Linked DNA regions of Homo sapiens: region 1 is linked to region 2. A link is a loop called in an ENCODE intact Hi-C map of the cell type or tissue named here. Cell type or tissue: MCF 10A. All regions are shown on one strand. Links, peaks and the distances in the headings refer to the core of each region. The heading gives the core; the rest is flanking DNA.

Region 1 (10,997 bases), core at 3,073-8,072, 840 kb after region 2:
AAACCCTGCAGAAATTCAGGGGCCTGCCACCTTAGTGAAGTTTCTGAAAGTTCAATAGTCTGCAGCATGCTGAAACGTCCACTTCAAAGTGAAAAACAAATTACTATATCTTGCATCACCTATGAAAAACAGAAGTGTTTCTTGAATTTTGGGGGCACTCTATACCACATTTGAATGTGCTTCTTAAATTACTTAATGGGTACAATGCGTGCTATGCTGGTGACGGATACCCTAAAAGCCCTAGTTTGACCACTATGCAATCTATGCATGTATTAAAACTGCACTTATATCTCATACATTTATGCCAAAAAAATCATTCATAAGACTGCCAGTTTTGAGTGGGTAGTGAAGAAAAAACTGAGCTCTGCATGTTTAGAGTTCTTAGTCCTTGACGTGGAAATGTTTCCACCAGAGGACATAACAATTGTTCCACTAAATCAGATGATGAGACTAAGACCTTGGCATACAGGGCTTGTTATGCACGGAACCAACAGGCAAACAAAAATGGGTTAATTCTTAAGTAACTTCACCTGATCACCAAGAACAAATTAGGTTGCTGCTGTAAAATGTGGTCAAGGAAGACAATGTCTGCAACCCATGGGAATGTCTGGGGGTCTTTTAGACTTTTCGTGTCTAGTAATAAAGATGAATGGAAAACAACAGCAACCAAAAAAGACAGGACAATTAAGAACTCAGACCCTTTGAAATGGAAGTTTGAATGATTCCACCAGGTAAAGAACCCAGAGCAGCTGAGGTTTTGCCTGAGGTAAAGGAAAGTATGGAATGGGCACTGGATAAAGAAGCCATAGATAGCAATTGCAACCTCATAACCAATTATAGCAACTAGAATTGTAGTACCTTTCAAAATTTTCTTTTCTTTAAACATGTGTTTGTTTGCATGCACTTAACGTTTTCTTCTTTCTCCTTCCCATTTTTACTTTATGTTCAAGCTGGTGGATTATTATCATTATTCTTGAGACAGGGTCTTGCTCTGTCATCCATGCTGGAGTGCAGTGACACAATTATAGTTCACTGCAGCTTCAAACTCCTGGGCTCTAGCAATCCTCTCACCTCAGCCTCCCGAGTAGCTGGGACCATGGGTATGTGCCACCATACCTGGTCGATTTTTATCTTATTTTATTTTATTTTTTGTAGCAAAGCAGTCTCACTATTTTGCCCTGGCTGATCGTGAACTCGTGGGCTCAAGTGATCCCCTGCTTTGGCTTCCCAAAGAGTTGGGATTATAGGCATGAGCCATTGTGCCTGGCTTAATTTTATAATTTAGTCTCTAGGTGTTAGGATTTTCAGTGGGACTATGAATAGAAAAGAGAAAACTTTTAATATATAGTCTTTAGGTGTCAGGATTTTCAGTGGGACTATGAATAGAAAAGAGAAAACTTTTAATATATAATTTGTGGATAGTTCAAATTCTCAAAATAATTCCATGCCATAATGGTAATGTTACCTAAAACGGAATACTGCTACCTGCATATGTGGAAATGATCAGAAGGTTTGCTTCATTAAAGAAAAAATTGTGTATTTAAATTTGCTTAATTGTGTAAATGTTTAATTACAAATATTTTTTCTGTAATAAACAATCACAAAAAAATCTAGATTAAAGAGATAAGTATTAATTTCTAAGAAAATGTTTTCACAACTAAGTTAAATCCTAAACTAATTTACTCATAGGAGTTAAGAAATTATTTTTCTTTACATACCTTTCAGAGTTGTAAGGATTAGAAAAGTAGGTAAAGTACCCAGCACACAGACAAGCTCAATAAAGTTATAGCTATTATAATGGGAGCTGGAAGGATAAAAGTTGTAAAAAGAAATAAAAGTTTGAGTGATATTACAGTGAATAAGATAAGTATGTGATTCTTGTATATGCAATATTCTATTTACGAGCATGTTAGAAAAGGGATGGGCTACTTTTATTTATCATAAGGAAAGAAATGCTGTATTCATAGGGATGGTGATATGGTTAGGCTTTGTGTCTCTACTCAAATCTCACCTTGAATTGTAATCCCCATAATTTTCAGGTGTTGAGGGAGGAACCAGGTGGAGGCAATTGAATCATGGGGGTGGTTTCCTCCGTGCTGTTCTCGTGATAGTGAGTGAGTTCTCATGAGATCTGATGGTTTTATAACCGTCTGGCATTCCCGCTGCTGCCTTGTGAAGAAGGTAGCTGCTTCTGCTTTGCCTTCCGCCATGACTGTAAGTTTCATGAAGCCTCCCCAGGCACGCAGAACTGTGAGTAAATTAAACCTCTTTTCTTTATTAATTACCCATTCTTGGGTATTTCTTTTTAGCAGCATGAGAACGGACTAATACAGACAGGAACCATACAAATGTGAAAGGTAGAAGTATGGGTCATGAACTCCTAAATGAGACTAGATGGCGTCCTGTACCACCTCGCATCTGCCCACTATTGCGAAGCGTCTGACTGTGATTATTCAGTAACGCCAAAGGGTCCACATTTCTCCAGAGGTGAATTAAGTCTATGATCGGATGTTCCTAGGACAGGTTGCAGTCTTTGAAAGATATTTTTGTACTCATGTTCTGGTGGATTAAAAAATTTTTTCCCCCAAAATCCATTATTTCAGATTCAGACGTCATATCTATGGGGCATATCTTCCCCCCGAGGATAAGGAAAAAGGAGAAAAGATAGCCAGAGGTACAGTTATTGGTGTTCACCTTCTCATCCAAATATCAGGTTCCCGCTGGCAGGAGGAAGAAGGCTTGGGAGTGTGCAGGCACCTGCCTTTGGGAGTGTTTCAAGTCATTTCTTTGTGGGGGATGTAGCACTGTAAGGTGGAAAAGCAGAACAATTTGTATCAAGCCAGACCTGAATTTGAATCCTGTCACAGCTCATAATAATTGCCGCCTCAGCCGAGCTGCTTGATAACTTTGGCTTTAGTTTCAGTTGCATAATGGGGACAACATTACCTATATTTAAAAATTATAATCTGTAAAACAGAGATCATATAAAAGTACCATATACTAAAGTATGTTCTGGAGATCACTGGACTCCAGGAGATGTAAATCTGTGCTCAACAACTGAAATCTCTATGGTCAAATAAATGTGGGGAAAGCTACTTTACTAAACCCCCTTCTTGGAGGTTCACAGCATACACACTGGCAAATACATTAATAGTTCCCGGAAATTCTGCAGTAAAAAACGAAACCTAGTTAACAGTTAAACATATCACTTTATTTGTTTGGGAAAGACTTGTTTTTTCTTGGATTATCTAATTACATCCCACAGAACATTTTTACCTTAATATGGTTTGGGAAACCTTGGGCTCATACAGCACATGGAACGTGACAGATTTCGACAAAGGATAGCTATTATCTGTGGATTTATAAATGTGTAGCTGGAGGATAACCAAGGATAGAAGGGGCGTCTTTAGTCCGATATAAAGCTAATAATTAAGACGGAAAGTTCCTGTAGGGAACAAGGCTAACGTAATTAGGTCAAGTTAATTTATGTGGCTATTTTCTTTTTGTCTGTTTATAGTGAAGTAAATCAATACTGGAAGTGTAAGAGTTTGAATATATATTTTGGACTCACATAAATGGCCTTTGACAAATTACATACATACTCACAGGCACACACATCCTTCTTAAGTTAAAGACAATATAAGGTATTCTCTGTATTGATTAATTTTAATATAGGCTTGTTTAAGAACTCACTTGAAGCTTATTAAGTAATGCCTTTAGTTCTTTAATGATGAGTTCTTCTTCCTGTTTTTAGGAGAATGGTTATCAGTTTTCGAATTAAGAGTGGGGGCTGGGTTGATACTCACTTCCACAGTTTATCAGCCACGTGGCCTTGAGCAAGTTATTTAATATCTCTAATCTCAGTTTTCTTATCTGATACCTACTTCAGAACTTTATTGAAAAGATTAAATAAGTTAATCCACATATTTACTATAGCAGTTGGCACACGGTAAGAAGGAAATAAGTTTTAGTTATTAACTGTAATACAAATATTTCTATTTAGATATGCAACTAAGCTGGGCACGGTGGCTCACGCCTATAATCCCAGCACTTTGGGAGGCCGAGGCGGGCAGATCATGAGGTCAGGAGTTTGAGACCAGCGTGACCAACACGGTGAAACCCTGTCTCTACTAAAAATACAAAAATTAATGGGGCGTGGTGACACATGCCTGTAATCCCAGCTACTCAGGAGGCTGAGGCAGGAGAACTGCTTGAATCCAGGAGGCAGAGGTTGCGGTGAGCTGAAATTATGCTACTACACTCCAGCCTGGGTGACAGAGAGAGACTCTGTCTCAAAAAAAAAAAATGCAACTGAAATATTTATTTATCAAAAACCGAATCTACTCGGCTGAGAGTTATTCTAAATGCAGTGCAAATCATTTAACTCTTATTGAGGTTAAATTAACTTACCCAGAATGACACATACTTAGGGAAGAGAAGGGACCACTATGTTCCTTCTTATGTAAGACAAGATTGCTGATTTAAAAAAAGGAGAAATGCAGTGACTCCTCAATTTCCAGCGTAAAATGAATGTTTTTATCCCATTCCTTCTGTTCAAGTCTTGAAATACAAAGACTTTGCTATCTTAGGTTATAAGATCAGTGATAGCATTACCTTTCTTTACCACCTATTCACTTCAGTGGGTGAAGTTTCACTCACTGATGTTAACAACTAAGAGATTTGTCATTATAGATCTATGATTTTGATGAATCTTTAGTTTCAAGCATATTATGGTTGTTGTTATGACATTCTGAAGGTAAGTTTAGTTTTTTTCTATCCCCATTCTTCACATCAGTGACATGTATTCTTGAAACGAGTATTTCATTCCTCTAGTCATTGTCTATTGTGTTTACAAACTTAACTGCACATTTTCAAGTTTTTCTATTTTCCATGTACTTATGTATCTTTGCTTGTGGTACATAGAATTGTGGAGATGTATACACTGTGTCTTCCACTTTGTGGGAAAATTCCAGATACTTTTTTCCAAGAAAACAGTTTTTTGTAGATTTCTGATTGTTCCAATTTCACAGTGCCTTTAAAAAAGCTTTGATTTCAGAGACACATCTTAGACTGAGGAGATGCCTGCTTTGTAGTCAGATAGATCTGATTTGAGATTCAGGTTCTTTATTTCTCTTTATAGCTGTGAGATTTTGTGCAAATAATTAACCTTTCTAAGCTTCTGTTTTCTTCTGGAGTTCTGAGAATTCAATAAGACAACACACAAAAAGCACTTAGCATGTGTCAGGCACATAGTATGTGTTCAGAAAACATGGGTGATTATGTTATATTAATAACAATAAAACACAAATCTTTTTCTTTGTACATAAAACCTATTCAGATAGATTCCTTGCTTTCCTTTCATGTGAGTACTGCATAGAACACTTTGATGATAGCAACATTATTTTTCCGTAAGATTTTTTTAATGGTTTTTATTTAGCTTTGCTTTTGAAAAGGTGTTAATTCTCTTTCTGACCTGTAAGTTGTTTCCATAATACCACAAGCAAATCAGATATAGCCACAAATTTTTAATCAGAACATTTATTGAGCATAATCCACCTAGTCATCCAGAAAAGTAATTTGTGCTTCTAAGTCTTTGCTTAGTAATTTATTTGTATACAGAGGCTTCTGAGCAAACAAATGTTTCACTTTAATGTTATATAGCCCTTGTCATATATACATCTATCGTGTGTGCATGTGCGTGTGTGTGTGTGTATGCATTTTATTGTCTTTCTGCTCAAAATTTATAAGGCAATTACAAAATATTTTCTGTCAATTTAAGCTTCATACACTGCCCCCTGCAGGAATAACAAGAATCATGACTGTTTATTGAGCCCTGTTAGGTGCCAAGCAGTGTGCTAGTTGTAATTCACAAATTATCTTAATTCTCATATCTTACAGCCCCCGTTTTACAGATGAGAAAATGGTCGTTCAGTGTTTACAAAATTTAAGGAGGTCTCCACAATTTATAATTACCAGAACCAGAACATAAATCTGCATTCTTGTGTCCACAGCCTGTGCTGTCTTCACTGCACTGCTCTGTGACCACTGCTGCCTCTGTTAAAACGTTTCTGCTCATTCAGAATGTACATGCCAAACACCCTGGGATGACTCTGTTCAATGGTCCCCGAGTTTGAACATATTAAAAGTTTGCTAGTAATATTTAACATGTTTGTCTTTGAATATCACACAGCCATAAAAGATTGTTGAAAAACTAAATTGACAAGTGATAAATGCAGTCTGATAAAAGATAGATGTAATTGGTTGATTACGAGGGAAAAGTGATTCCAGTGAAGTAGCAAAACTCACAGCCTTTCCATAACTAAAACATTAAAACAACAGCAGATTTCTCTCTATGCATTAACACAGTATAGGGGAATAGTTGTATCCCATTCTTTGCCATTAAGTTCTCCCTAAATTAATTCCTAGAGAAATTATAGGCAAATAGCACCTTCCCTGCAGCACTTTTTTAATGCAGTAAGATAAGGATTAAGAAACCCTGTGGCCCAGTAAGAAACCTATTTTGTAGTCTCTTTGTACTGATAAAATTTCTTCTGGCACTGAACTCCCACTGTCAAAAATACTACAACATTTTACTAGTTTGCAAAAGATGAAAATGTTACCAGATGTTAAATTCAAGGAGCAAGTTAACAACTTCTGTTTTCAAATGGGTAGGTTTCCATCTTAAAAAGAAATAAAAAGGGACTCCATTCACCAGCCACAGTATAAAAAAGTCAAGTCATTTCTGACTTGAATTTTATAATTATTTAGTCTCACAGGATTGAGCTTTTGAATAATGAGATGTGCGCTAATTACCTTAATTCCCAGTAGGCTTTATAAATGCCTTCTTTTGAACCAGAAAGGTTTGAGTTTCCAGAACAAAGTAATTAAATAACTTTCACTCAGCAACATTATGGCCATAGATAGCACATGCCTTAATGCAGGAAATCTTACCATTATTCATGTGTTATGTATCTTTTGCTCTTCCATGATGATGTCTCTCCCACCCTGACCTGGCTCCTTAGCATAAAAGGTTTATTGAAATGAAAGCATTTCAGAGGTCATTTTCTCACCTGACTCGTTAATCAGGGCTGGCATTTTTATTTAGTCCAGCTATACTCCACGTGAGAAAGATTAGTAGATCAGCAGCCACACAGAAAATGTGAGAAAAGAATAGGAGAAATGAATACACTTATCAAGTGAGTGTAGGCCTGTGTTTTTATTAGTCTTTTGATGGATCGCACTGGATACTTGGGGGAAACACACATGTGGTATTTTTCATCTGTATCCCAGAAGGATTTTTCAATGTTTCACCTTAGGTTCTTCAAAGAATAACTCTTTGATTCAGTAATAGCTATAGAAACCTTCTCCTTTGATATCCAAGGGTGGTGTGGAACTCTTCTTTTGATTAAGAAGCGCTCAGGCAATTGAAGAACATTACAATAGATGAAATAGGGAGAGGTTGTCAATCATCTTACATTAAGTCAGGCCTATACTAAAGACAAAATTGAGTTAAGTGTGAAAAAATATTTGATGCTACATATTCAAATATACAGAGTGATTTTTATTCACCCTGTGCAATTCATCCTTTCCCTGTTCTTCCTTTATGCTAATTTCAATCCTCATTCTAAACAGTTGGTAGAGACAATATCAAAATTATGAGAGATGAACTCAATATTTTAACATCAGATTGGCAAATTGATAGTTGTTGCTTGAATACGGCATGTATGCTTTTGTTGTAAGTCCTGAAAACTTTAGTTTCAGGGATCCATCTTTCTGTGTCCATTAGACTGTCTGTGGTTTTCCGAACACTTGTCCCTTATTACTTGAGATGGGACAGTGAAAATGTATTGTTGAAGATGTTCCAGTACTCCATATGGGAATTCAAATAAAGACCGGTTAGTTTGCAAGTATGATTTCGGGATTCTTTAAAATTAACATAGGATACTATTTCAATTACAGATGCTACCTGAAATATTAACAATGTTGATGCAGCTCTACTAGCAATAGATACAAGCTTATGTAAAAAATACCCTGTAACCAGGAAGCAATATGTTGATTTTTAAAAAAAACTATATTGGAACAGAGAAGTTAAAGCTGCAATTATGCAACACCACTGATGCAATGATTTTCAAATCAAATATGGGTTTTATGCCAGTGATTCTACATGCAGACCTGTGCACTTCTCTGCTGAACTCCAGACCCTCTACTACTGTGTCACGATTGTCTCCTCCTGCCCTTCTTCCCTTCCTTTTCTCCCTCTTCCTCCCTCTTCTCTCCTTCCTGCTTTCTGCTTCTCTCTTCTTTCTTTCTTGCTTTCTTCTCTAAATAAAAACTGAACTCTTAGTTTGTACCCATAATTATGCTATGGGATATAAAACAATAAATAAGGCATTCCTGGAATTTGAAACCTAAAGGGGAGCCATGTTAAAGTTGATTTTGTCCATACATATACATTATAATAGGTATAAGTGGCAGACACAATTTTCCCACAGAAACCTGATCCTTTTGTTTTCTTTTTCTCTCCATTATTGGAACTCCCATCCGTCAAATCACACAAACATGAAATCCAGGAGTTCTAGGCTCTTTCCTCTCTCCTTAAACATCCAGTCTCTAAACTAGTTAAGTCAATTATACCACCTTAATGAGTGTTTGGTCAGTTTTTTTTTCTGTTTATTTCCCCTGCTCCTATCTGTAGGCTGTCATTATTCTTTCATCCATATTTCAATAATTATAAAACTAGCCTCTCTTTCTTCAGTGTGTCTTTCTCCAGTACAACCTTCATATTCATTTTTCATTATCAAATACATACTGAGTGCCTATTAGTGCCAGACACTGTGCTGGAATTCTTTTCAACACACATATCTTATACTGTCTCCCCTTTTCCCAAGCTTATAAACTTTTGATGGGTTGTCATAGCCTTTGGAATAAATGTCAGACTCTGAAGCATGGTATATACAGTCCTTCAACACAGGCTTCAACTTCTTCTTTTTCTTCTTATTTTTCTTTTAGTTTTTTTTTCTACCTCTCACTAGTCAGCCTTTACCACAATTTCTTACCATATCAAACCTTTTCATTACTCTGAATCTTTTCAAATACTGGCTCCTGTGATTCTCACCTATTCTTCAATTGACAAATTTCTCCTTATTCTTTAAGACCTAATTTTAACTCTTCCATCCTCATTGAAGCTTATCCTGACTTTTCCACCATGTTTATACCTCTGTTTTTCACTCTTATGTTTACCATCATTAATGTCACTTGCATTAGATACTGGGCTCTTTGAGTCCAGAGATCGTGCCTCATTTATTCTTGGGTCCCAATGTCTATGTCATTACTACTGCATACTAGATGCCCGTAAAAAACCGAACACATGGCTCAGTGACTTAATTAACCAACATTTAGCTTGTTTTCATTTATCAAACAATCAATTGTCAAATGTTCCTTCACAAGATGACAGTTTAACTGGTAAAAGATATTATTTTATTATTGATTTTAAAATAAATACCTTATGAAAGTAGAAACATAGAATCAGTGCCACACATAAACTGTTAGGTTATGGAAGTTTATCAGGGGAGACTTTTTTTTTTTTTTTTTTTTTTTGTCCCTTCTATCCTAGTTGGAAGGGATTAAGCTGTTAGTGAACATCTGATGTCTCTGGGAGATACAAGATGAAGACAGACTCAGGTTAAGTAGTAGTTTTACTTGTCATGCTAAATGAAAAGATGATCTCTGGCTACATAGTATTTAGAATTCATATTTTCTTCCCTTCGGGAATACCTTCCCAAACTTGCCTGTTTTCTCCTTCAAAACTTGGCACAATATGCTTACAGGTTAAGTTGACTTGTGGAAGTTTTCTGTCATGACTCTATTAAAATTTAATTCACATTATAATATTAGGTATGTACAGTTATGCTGCCTTGATGCTGTTTTCATGATACCTGCGTGCATGCATGTGCTTTTGAATTGGCAAAAGAGACCCACAGTTCCTTCTCCTTTGAGATACATGGCAGAGATTCAGTACCTATGGAAGAAGGAATGTGATCTCCCTGCTCTCCAAAGATTAGCCACCCAATTGAGGATGCATTTCTATTGGTCTATCTGGATAGTCTCTATAGCTTTTTCACTTAGTTGAAAAATTACAATTGTTTGCTGTCTTTTAGAATGTAGGACATAGATTTCATTAAAAAGTAAATGTAGGGGATGCAGGATTACATTATTGTTGCTCAGAGCCATTCCTATATCACTTGATTGGTATATTACATGTATCTGGTTCATTCAAAAAAAGGTGGTTGGCCAGGTTCAGGATAAGTGTGTGGTTGAAGCACAAATACGCAGAGCAGGAACAATCTCTCTGTCCTACAGGATTGCTCTCTAAGGTCAATATTGCATTTGAAAACAGCTTTGCTTTGAATATGACAGATAGGTTACCCAGAAGACCAGAGGGAATCAGTTGGTTCCTGGAATAAGTAATAAGAACTGAAACAGTAATCTTTTCAAGTGCAAATTTGACAACTGAGCTATGTCTGACTAATATCGAACATCCATATCGACCTGTTGAGGTCAATAGTTGGGCTTAGTTATGCTCTGTATTGACTGCTTACATTTTCTAAATGAGAGAGAAATGGCCAAATGGGAAAATTCAATTGCAACTAGAGAAAGGTTTTTTTTTTTTTTTTTAAAGTGGAATTTAATTTTATATGGTAAATGAAGGCTATCTTTTGAAAATTTGGCATTAGTTTTATTTTGATCTTATGAATTAATCCTATAGAAATCAATGTGTGTTTAGAGTAAGTGAGGATAGATAAATAGGTATGTATATACAACTATAATACTATGGCCTAAGTTGTTTTTATAAACCAAGAGACAGTGCAGCATAATGACAAAAGCCTTTGGCTTTGGATCCATAGAGATCTGTGACTAGGCTTTGACTTCTTTTGTTCCAGATTCCATCCTTGGATAAGTGCCTTGAGCTATTTGGTCCTCATTTTCTTAATTAATAA
Region 2 (10,997 bases), core at 3,026-8,025:
AAATTATATACATATATGAAATAAGCTTCTTCTAATTAATAGTCATTGAATATATATCAACCTGCATTAGGAACTGCAGTTTATATATAAGAAATAACAACGTCCAAACAGGTGATAGAATATGTCAATTGCTTGATGACTTCTACATAATTGTGTTAAGGTCACAAAAAAAGAGAAAAAATTAAGGAGAAAGATAATCATAATGTAATCGACATTTAAGACAGAGAAGAATAGCAGTAGAGATAATCTGGGTCCATACAAGCTCAGCAGCTGATGGTGTTCTGGTGGGTTGCGACTCTGAAGCACAGTGCTTTCAGGGGAAATAAAGGACAGTTTTCCCCATGTTCGGAACATAACAACACAGGGAAAAAAGGCCTGGTCACAATCTTAAAAATAAAGGTCTTTTGTGGGGAAATGGTAGTAAGTAAGTTTAGACTGCAGAAAACATATTGTGTATTCTTAAGGGTGCCAATACCCAGCCAGTAACAGTACATCTTCATCTAGGTTAACAAATCACAGACATATCATTATTAAAAACATGCATATTAACTATGCAGGACCTGAAATGTAAATGACTATGATAGAGAAAAATAATCTGAACCCACACAATAAAAATAAAAAATATATACATTATTTTAACACAATTGGGTATAGTGACTTATCCTTCAACATCCAGCTCAAATGTAGCCTCTGGAAAGCTTTATCTGCTAAGTGTTCCTCTGTATGGCCACATATTTGGTAAACATTTGGCAAATGTACTATTAATCTCATTGTGTTATCTGCTCGTGTGTCTGCCTGCACCACTACACTCAGAGCTCTCTATAAGTGGGATTCAAATTTCATACTTCTTTGTGCCCTTTGCACCCTACTGTATGCCTTCCTAGCATGGAAGACAGTAGTAGCATGAATGAGGATGTGCTTACTGGGTGTTTGTGGATTAAAGAGATGCTAGAAATTCAGAGAATAATTAAATGTGGCTGTTGCCTTACTTGGGGGAAGTACAGAATAGCAGCTTACAGAAGTTTCTCAATAACTATTTGCTGATGAAAAGAAAAAAGGAATAAATGACATTCACTTGCCTTTCATTCATTAGGTCCTGCAAGTTCAAGGTCTGCACCCTAGGGTTCCCTTTGTTCTAACCAAAGGTATCACCATGGCCTTCTTCAACCCCTTATATTTGTCCTGATTTGTCCTAGCACAGGACCTTTGCATATGATTCCTTTACAAGAAACACTTTTCTCTTACATTTATCCTCTTTGCACTGTCTTTGTCTATACACATCGATTTTCATTCAAAAATACGTAGTAACTGCCTACCCCATATTGAGTCTCTATTATTCTGTCTTGTAGAATGTTACAGTCTGTAAATTGCTGACAGAGTGATCTTTTTAAAAGGCAAACCTAATCATGCTATACTCCTATTTAAAGAAATCCTTCAATGGCCCCTTACAGTCTTCAGGATAAAGCTCATACTACTTGCCTTGCACAGAGGGATCTGGCTATGGCAGCCTCTCTGGAGGCTTCACCTGCCATAAAGATGTTTGCTCCACACTACTAAACCGTCTCCTTCTCTTGTATACTTCTCAATGTCTTCTGCCTCTGTCCTACACGTGGGCTGACATGCTACCAAAACTTCTTTCTTCCTGGCTCTTCCCCCCAGCCTCCCCATGTTTTGTTTGTTTGTTTGTTTGTTTTTTAGTTATCCTTCAAACCTTGGCTCAAGAGTTTATCTTTCCAGGAAACACTCCCTTGCTCACCAATTAATTTATATGCCATTACATTCTCTCTCCCACCGTACAGTAGGCTTTTGAGGGCAGACCCCTTGCCTTGCTAATTTATCTCTTGTGCCCTCAGAATCTAGCACATTGTGTCATACATACTAGTTCCAGGAAAACTGCAAAAGACTCTGAAAGGAGCAAAATGATTATGAGGTGTCTGACCAGTGGAATTATGAATGCTGTCTAGAAGGTCCTGTGGGGGTTATCAAGTTTTGTAGTGCTCTGCATCTTTCATTGTCTTCAACTATCTTGCCAGGATATAATTGGACAAATTGTATAACCAACGCCTTATCTTAAGTGGCAGTAATGACAATCCACTAGAATGGAACAAAGAGGTTGTTGTATTTATGCAGTTAATGCCCACAAAACCCTCCCAGGAAAACTTACATGCTGTCTGCCTGAGAAAGTCCAACCTTATTGGGGTAAGGAAGGCCTTTTTCTAGAAAACCAGGAACCTTAGCAAATTTGGAGAATCTCAAGAGGAACTCACCTTAATTTACAGATGTTTCAGGTAAACCATATGGTGGCAAGTTTTCTTGGGCTTAGTTGCTTAGCTTCAAGATAGCAAATAGCAGAGACTATATAGGCTCAATCTGAGGTTTCTTATGAAAATTTACATAAGTAAGGAAATTCTGAAGGCTTAGCTAGTCAATACTGCATGGCTCTAGATTTACAATGCAAACTCAAGAAGGCTTAAATGGTTAATTAGCTTTCTGGTTGCCCCAACATAAATAGGCCAAATCTAGTAAGAACAGTCTTCTTTTTGTGACTAAGAACAATCTTAGAGATTATTATGAACACAAGTGGGGAGACTGTCGGGAAAACTGTGAAAGACTTTGAAATGGGCAAAAAAAATATTGCTATCCTCCCAGTGGAATGCTGAGTGCTGTCTAGCATTCTTTTCCAGGTTTTTCTGATACTATACAGGTCTGCACCATTCATAGGTTCTATTTTTATAGCTCTGTAAAGATAGAAATTAACTTGTGAAAGACTGACGGTAATGCAAATGTTTCTTGTCCATAGAGATGCAAGTAAATTTTGTCCAGTGAAGATGTAATTATTACATTGTGGATATTATGGTTTTGTATCTGTCAGCATATACATTTCAGTACTCGAGTGTTTCTCTTTTTCAGATTGTCCTTTATACCACCTTACTGGGGTTTCCATATTAATTAATGAGCTAATTAAAATATGAGTCATAAGTTTATTTTTATTGTAAAATTATTCTTTAGGTCAGGCAGAAATGTTTTCTGAATAAATGAATATCTTTATACATAGTAGGTAGTTTTTGCTGAGAACCTATTAATGAACTGATAAGAAAAACATAAAGGATAAAGTACTATACTAGTTCACTGACATAAACATTTTTAGTGTCCATGAGGCACAGAAGGGTATTATATTCATTCATTCAACAAAGATTAAAGAAATGCCTGCTTTGTGCCAGGCATTGGGCTACACGCTAGAGCACAGTGATAACTAAGAAGAGGCCCCTTGTCCTCATGGATATTATATTCTAGTAAATGAGACATGAATTAAATTGAACAGTCATACAAATAAGCATAAAAATTATGACTTCGGTTAATTTGTACTAAACTATGATTGCTATGAAAGCCCTTCAGGAAGTTGACCTAGTGTGGGAGGTCAAGGGAAGTCTTTCCCTGAAAGATATTTGAGTTGAGCTCTGAAAAGTTAGTAGGTTAGTTAGATGATGGAAGATGTAGCAATATGTGCAAATGTCCAGTGGTGGGACAATCAGGGCAAATACTAAGGAATGAAAGGTAACTATTGGTGCATTGTGGATTGGGGCTTATGTTGGTACATGGGATTTTTTAAGGGGCCCATTAAGACTTGCAGTTATCCTCTTAATCACTAGATGGCAGACATATATTAAGAAGGCAAAAGCTGGAAATTTAAATTCAAGGGGGATTATAATAGTAAGGTGGGGGAAATCATAGATTTAGCAGGGAAGTATGGGAGATGAGAATTTAGTAGGGGCAGGCAGGCATGGGATAGCCTCTGGACTTACAGGTCCTGATAATGAAGAGCAATAGAAATCCATCTAATCAAGAAATATTTATTGAGAACCTACTGAAAGCTGCTACTGCGTATTCCCTGAAAGTCAGTAGCTGTATCTCATTTTTCTTTCAGTTCTTAGCATCTCTTCACTTCAACATCCATTAAGCACTTATTACATGCATACTACTGCCTTCCATGCTGTGAAGCATAACAAAATAAATGAAAAAGATGTTCCCTTTTCTCAAGACACTTAAAAAATATAGGGTGAAATGCCAAAATACTACATATAGTAGAGCAGTTATAAATAAAAACTTTATTCCTCATTGTATGAACATAATTGATAAACTTTTTGATCATAGATGAAAATCTTACATTAAATGACCATTAATACTGATAAGTAGTGTCAAATTGTTGATGTTCCTAAATAATGAAAAAATAGGTCCAGTCAGCTAATAATATAACTGTAACTACATATTATAAACATCGGTAAATTCTGAGATCAAATAAGAAGGTATAGAAGTTTCTGAACTGTACAGACCTGGTGTAGCTATCACATTAACACTGGTTATTTCACTAGTCATGTTGATGCTGTGCAAATTAGTAACTCTCTTGAAAGACAGTACTGTGCAAAACAAGGGTACATTTTTTTGGATGTAAAATACATCATGAGAAAACAAAATAAGCAAAGTTTTATATCATTCTGATACAAAGAATTAAGAATAAAATGGGGAATTGGATGTCACACAACCTCAATTAGACTGCTCCTAGGGCCTAAACACACATAATTGTAAAAGTTTTGCTCCCCTGAAAATGTAAAATGTCAAGTACACATCTAATATATGTAAAAATTCATGAAGTGAACATTCGTATAACAAGGGATGCTTGCTAAGAATGTGAAAAGGTACTAAACTAATGAAAAAGGCTATCAGCATGCAATACAACTTACTAGAGGAGATATTCTACTAGAAACACTGACCCTACAGGTGGACACTAAGTGAAAAAATATATACTGGTAAAGACAAGAAGGAAAAGTATTTTATATGAAAGAAAAAAATGTAAGAAAATGTACACAAAATGTGACAGAGGTAGAAGGACCAAGACACAAAATCATAGAACTTAATGTCTGAGGAGATCTCAAGAAATAAGTTTAGTTTCGTTACAGTAAGCAAAATAAATCTTTCTTTTCACTGCAATGGTTTCCAGAAAGTGAATCAGAAAGTAGAATGATGAAAATCACTCCCCTGATGCACCAAGGAGACTGTTAACCTTGCAGTTACCATTTTGATCACCAGGTGGCAGACAAATATTAAAAAGGCAAAATGCAGGGTAAATTTAAATTCCTGGGGTTTGGGAGGGGAAGGAATAAGGGATATAGGCAGACGAATGAGAAAATATAACTTTTTAGACATAAGAAAATTAAGATGCTTGTAATACATAAATTTTTTGAAAGTAGGTACAATCTGTACTACCCTCCATTTTACAGTTGAGGCAACTGAGATCCAGAAGTGTTACCTTGCTTATCTAAAGTCTACAACAAATCCCCAAGCTTATGTATTTTGCAGCCTAAGAAAAAAATACCTGCATGAAATAATATGTGAATAAATTAAATAATAATGTATAATTATAATAGTGACATCTTAAAATGCATGGCAGTTTATAATTCAAAACAAGCTTTAAAAAGATGTGTTTTAATTTGTATAGGTAATAACTAAAGAGTTAAAAGACTTACCCATGATTGACTTGCTTCAATGTGTTAGCTACTTTATGTACTGTATTTTATTTCATTTAAATATCTACTATACAACAAATTTGGTGAACATTTTCTCTATTTTACATATTAGGAAACCAAAAGATTAACAAAGCAAAGTGACTTGGGCAAGACAAGGTAAATCATAAGTGACAGAATGTGACTCCAACCCAAGTGTTCTGACTCATGAACAGAACTGTTTTCATCATAACTATGCTAGATAAATAAGTCCAGAGAGACCCAGAAGAAATAAATGTCCAAGAACTAGCCTGAGAAAGGCTAGCTCTAAAAATGGCAAGCTATAAATCTCATTTTTTAAGGCAAGTGGTAGTTTCAGAATAATAAGAGTGCTAATGTTCCAGGTAGGTGAGATGTCAGGATGAAGAGACAAGAGCTGAACATACTTTGCGAAATATGCTGAAAACATACGTGTCAGGGCAAAAAGGCAAACTGGAAGATTATCAAGATACGTATTTGGTGAAGTCTGATGAATTCAGTTGATTAAGGGCTGTTATTATTAGGCTAAGGACACAAAATTTTACACAAGCATCAGAATTACATTCCTTGAGCAGGTGACTGCTATGTGAGACTAGGTCACTAGGAAAGATTCTGATGTGGCCGTAACACATCCAAGGACCCTTTACCAATTCTCCCAGTCCATAGTGATTTCAGAATCCTTGTCAGTTTTATTCACTTATTTCTCTACCACTCAACTGTCATCTGATATATTCTCCATTATAAAGGCAGTGTTTAATTTTAAGTACATTCCTCTCTTACCAAATCCTTGAGACTAAGAATCATATCTTTTCATTTGTTTTGCTTCTAATATCACTTCCACTTCAACTTAGAAGGTAAAACCTGCAAGAGAATGTCACTCCCATCCTAACAATGAGAAAAAGCTGGATAATCTTTTTAAAAAATCATAATTTTTGTTGAACCTATGAGACCTGTGTTGCAAGTCAACCAAGTAAACTGAATTTCATATATTAGAAGCTCCTCCAAGGAGAGATGAGAGACAGGATTAATTTCACCATTGGCAAAGCACAAGGGAAGAGGTAGCTGCCATATAAACAGGTAAGAAAAAAATCTGCTAAAATGTCAATAAGGTCTTAAAGGCCAACCATGGGCTAACATGTCAGCTTAGAATAGCTGAGCGTCTCAAAGACAGGGGGAGTTTGCACACGCAAGCTCTTTTCCATATGTAAATTTCTTTAATTTTATTTCCAATTGAGGTAACTCTACTACCTCGTGCTCATAAGAAAAATTGGGAGCAGTACAGGAGACTGAAAAGCACTCCCCTTGGTGGTTCAGGCTTGCAGGAAGTGACAGGCTGCACAGGGACAGGCATGAAGTCCCAATGACCTTTGAGGACATTCATTTATATAAAACAAAAGCCTTAAACTGCTGACAAACTCACTGCCTCCCAAGACTGCTGGGGGAAATGTAGAAGTAAAACCTTTATCTGCCCTAGGGAAGAATAAGAAGCCTTCTTAAGAACAGAATCCTATATTGATACCAAGCAGAGGTCTACTACCACTGAGCAGGGCAGAAAAGCCTCGGCCACCTAAGACCAATCACAGATATAAGGAAGTTTCTCTGCCATGAAAAGAAAGTGGAAGGATGCTAAGAAAGTCCCACTCCTAAGGCACGGGGGCGCATGGCCCACTTAAGACAAGCATAGAGAACACATAAGGCTAGGATCAACTAACTAGTCACAGATGTTAACTGCTTTGGAGGGGCAAAAACATTGAAAGAAAAGCCTCTATATAGCTCAGGGGTTCCAGGACTGCTGATAGCTCAGAGTGAAGCAAGAACACTGAGAAAGCTTTCCAGTACCTTCTTTAGAAGACTCTACTCTAAGCACAAGATAATAGCAGCCCATTACAGGCAATGATATCAACAAAATCAAAATCCAGTTCATTTTCCGATGGACTCAGCCTCTTATACAAACAGCATGATAGAAGAAGAGCCTGCCAGTTTCTAGGTGTAAATACTATTTAACTGTTTCTACCCATTTCTGGGTGTAAATGCTGTTTAACTCTTTCTATACATGGGGTCCATTGTTCAATTAAGAATTATAAGACATGAAAAAGCAAGAAAAATAAAGATGGACAACATGCATGAATAGATGGAACGATAGCAGAGAAATGGAATCTATTTTTTTTTTAAGTCAAGTGATAAAAAAAACTCAAATGATGTAAGACATGAAGAATTCTTCTGATGGGCCCATTGGAAGACTAAGGAAAGATTCTGTGCTCTTTAAGACAGGTCAATAGAAATTATTCAAAATGAAACACAAAGGAAGAAGAGAGCAGGAAAAATAAGACAAACAAAAAAATCAACAAGAAGAAACAAAACAGAGCATCCAAGAACTGAGGGATATTAGAAACCAGTCTAATTCATTCTGCTCCCAACGCATAGTTGGCATTCATTAATTTTTTTTTGGTATGTTGTTGTTAAAAGTTGACAGGATATAAACAATATTACTAATATTTATGAAACTTCTGGTGACTGCTGGAAGAACAAATTCTGTCACTACACTAATTCTAATCTTCACAATAACTCTATGGAAGTGGATATAATTATCAATATTTTATAGATCTGAGGGCTAAGAGGATTAGAGAAGTTAGGAAAGTTACTCAAGTTCACATACCATCCAAGCGGCACACTGTTCTGATCCTGATCTCTTATACTACAAAGCCTGGAATCTTTACATTCCCGCAGGGGGTCTTTCTATTAAGTGATGAGGGTGATGGTTGGATGTAAAAAGGAAGAGTAAAAATAAACATCAATGAAGTAAAGTCTTTCTGAATTTGTAAATAATGGTCCTTAGTAAGTTAAGAGGAGATAAGTGATCTTGAAAGCTCTAGATCAGCAGGCCTAGCACAAAGTAGGTGTTCAGAGGAGGTATACAATCTCGAAAGCTGTAAACCAGCACACGCTAGATACTGGTTGTGTTGAACTGAATTAGACAGACTCTCCATTATGGTATGTCCATTATGTTCACAATGCATTAAATGCTTATTAATGCTAAGTTGGGGTCTGTTCTAGAATTTGACTAAAGAAATCTGCATATTAGATTTTAGAGAGAATATGAGAAATCAGAACTGACCCCTTTACAGACTGCTTTTACTGAACACAGATTAGGAAGTTTAGTTTCTATCTAAAAGATCCCAGAAACACAGTAGTTTATAATTCATTTCCCCATTGTTAATCAGAAACTACATAAAAACCCATTCAATGGCAGCACTCTATCAGGGATTCTAAAAGACTGTCTCTCACTGAAGTGTGTTAATAGGTAGAAAGAAGGTCTTGTATTCACAGGAGGTCTCATTATTCACCTGTGTTTATATGTAGTATGGTTGTGAACTGTTAATACTTTTAGCCAACTTTTAAAGATAGTTCATATGCCAAGTAATTATATCAATTTTAAATTTTTAAAATACATTGTTTCATTATTTTTTTCTGGTCTTTAATATTTGAAAATGCAAATTCTACCAAAGACCCTGCACTAACTTTTCAGGACCAAAAGATTATTGATCAGTGCAAATACAAGTTTTATAAGACTATTAAATAGTATTCTCAAAACAAAATAAATAAGTCAGTAACCCTTTGATAAATGGTAAGCTATTTGCAATTTCACTTTTGTTGACAGGGTTTCAATATTTCAACATTTAAAAAGGTTTCTTAATACATGACAAGTCTACTGTATTATCAGTAAGACACAGAATTCAGTTCCTCTCACTAACTAATGTGAAGATGACTTTTCTAGCTGGGATAAATAATTTAGAAGTCAGTACTGAAGAAAAGAACCATATTATTTTCAATCACCTTAGTAAATTATGTTTTCAAAAAATATACAGCTAAGGGTTAAAATATTTGTTAGTAAAATAATTATAGCTGCATTTTATTTCTCAGATTTACCATATTAATATATAATGAACATAAATGTGTATGTGTGGAATCACACATAAGTAGAGTATTAAAATGCTTCTGGTGTTAAATGAATCAAAGGTCTTAACAGAAATTGCAATTATATTTTGGTGTCAGAATCAAATAATACTAGTTTTCAAAAGCATTTACTATAAACGTCAAAGACACTAATAAAGGCAAAAAGAGAACAGATCTGTGAAATAACTGATATTATATTCATATGTTAGAAAAGCCATAAAGAAACTTCAGAGAAGGTTGAAAAACATAGTCCTATTTTGTAATTAGTATAGGCGCACAGGCCAACTTAAGATATTTATGTATTATTCTAGTGTTTTATGTTAGGAAAACATGTTAGGAAATATAACAATGTGTAGCAGATACAAATCCAGCTCAAATTATAAGATCCTATTATACCCCCATAGTTAGAGATCTATTGACATTTCTGAAAATTCCTTTCTCTTGGGGGACACTAATAGGCAGCAGCAGTAGCCCTACAAAGAAAAGACTGGTTTTTCCTTTCATCAACACCAGCATTGATCTCTGACAAACTTTAAAAGCAGCTCTATATTCAAAACCAGAAGAAAATCAGCATTTCTTTATCCTAAGATTCTTGGAAAACAATAATAATTTGTTTACAAAAGGTAGGCACTTTTGGAATAGAGAACTGTTGTTAATTTAATCAAGACCCCTTACAAACAAAAAAGGCAACAGGGAAAAAAAACAAAGTCAAATAGGACAGAATATAGGGAGGAAAAAATATTAATGATGTGATTACTGATGTAAAGTCTAGAATGGTAGTATTCACTAGATTTACTAAATGGAGAAATTGAGTACCTTTGTTTTTGTTTCAAGACATTGTAATAAATGTCAGTCATTTCTGGCAATAAATTTGAAGAGTAAAATTACAACATTAAGGTACATGTCAACTTTAAAATGTCTCAAAATATATACTGAACATGTTCACATAAAAAGATTATCTTCCATTATATGTTATTAATATACTAGTATTGTTCAGCAGAGCTAAACATTTTAAAAATGAAGTCCAAGCAAGTTATTGAAAGGAGCTGGTTTTGAATTATTTATTTGATAGAATTATGTTCTTGAATAATCTTATGACAATATAAAGGTCTCAATGTGTATTCTGTTGTGTTTCTAAAAGACACACTATTCTGAAAGGCGCTAAAAATTTTTTGTGTAACTATCTTCTTTTAAGGAAAGTACTACATAATGTCCACTAGAGGGCACCCTTGTAATCCATAACTGATTTAAAACAAACATTTAATTATAATCAAATTTAATATTTTGGAAATTAATATTATTTCAACAGAGAAACAAAAGAGAAAAATAACTTTCTGTCACATTAACAATATGGAGAGTGTATTTTTCAAAGTGAACTCAAAAGATCAATTTATAAATTATTGACATTAGTATTAATATAATTAGTCTACATATATCTTTGGAACGCTGACTGCTAAAATGTGTTTTCATTTAGGCAGTATTTTTTTTATGGACATGGACGTGTGT

What was found. Peaks named below come from ENCODE experiments on the same cell type or tissue, not always from the same donor. Only the 100,000 strongest peaks of a DNase experiment are listed, where the experiment ranks them.
Region 1: it touches region 2 in a loop (2.9-fold over the local background); 7 of 110 quality-filtered maps call a loop at or near these places.

Annotation. Positions count from the first base shown.
Region 1 is chr1:198,353,431-198,364,427 of GRCh38, forward strand. No RefSeq gene overlaps it. Among named protein-coding and RNA genes, the nearest start is that of ATP6V1G3, 180 kb to the right of the region's middle. In MCF 10A, for the core only: a CTCF peak has its summit at 5,824 (motif pointing left); a DNase peak (open chromatin) is centred at 5,801.
Region 2 is chr1:197,516,254-197,527,250 of GRCh38, forward strand. The region is part of intron 20 of DENND1B (DENN domain containing 1B); the gene reads right to left. Among named protein-coding and RNA genes, the nearest start is that of CRB1, 250 kb to the left of the region's middle. In MCF 10A, for the core only: CTCF peaks have their summits at 3,698 (motif pointing right), 3,904, 5,090 (motif pointing right) and 5,289; a DNase peak (open chromatin) is centred at 5,078.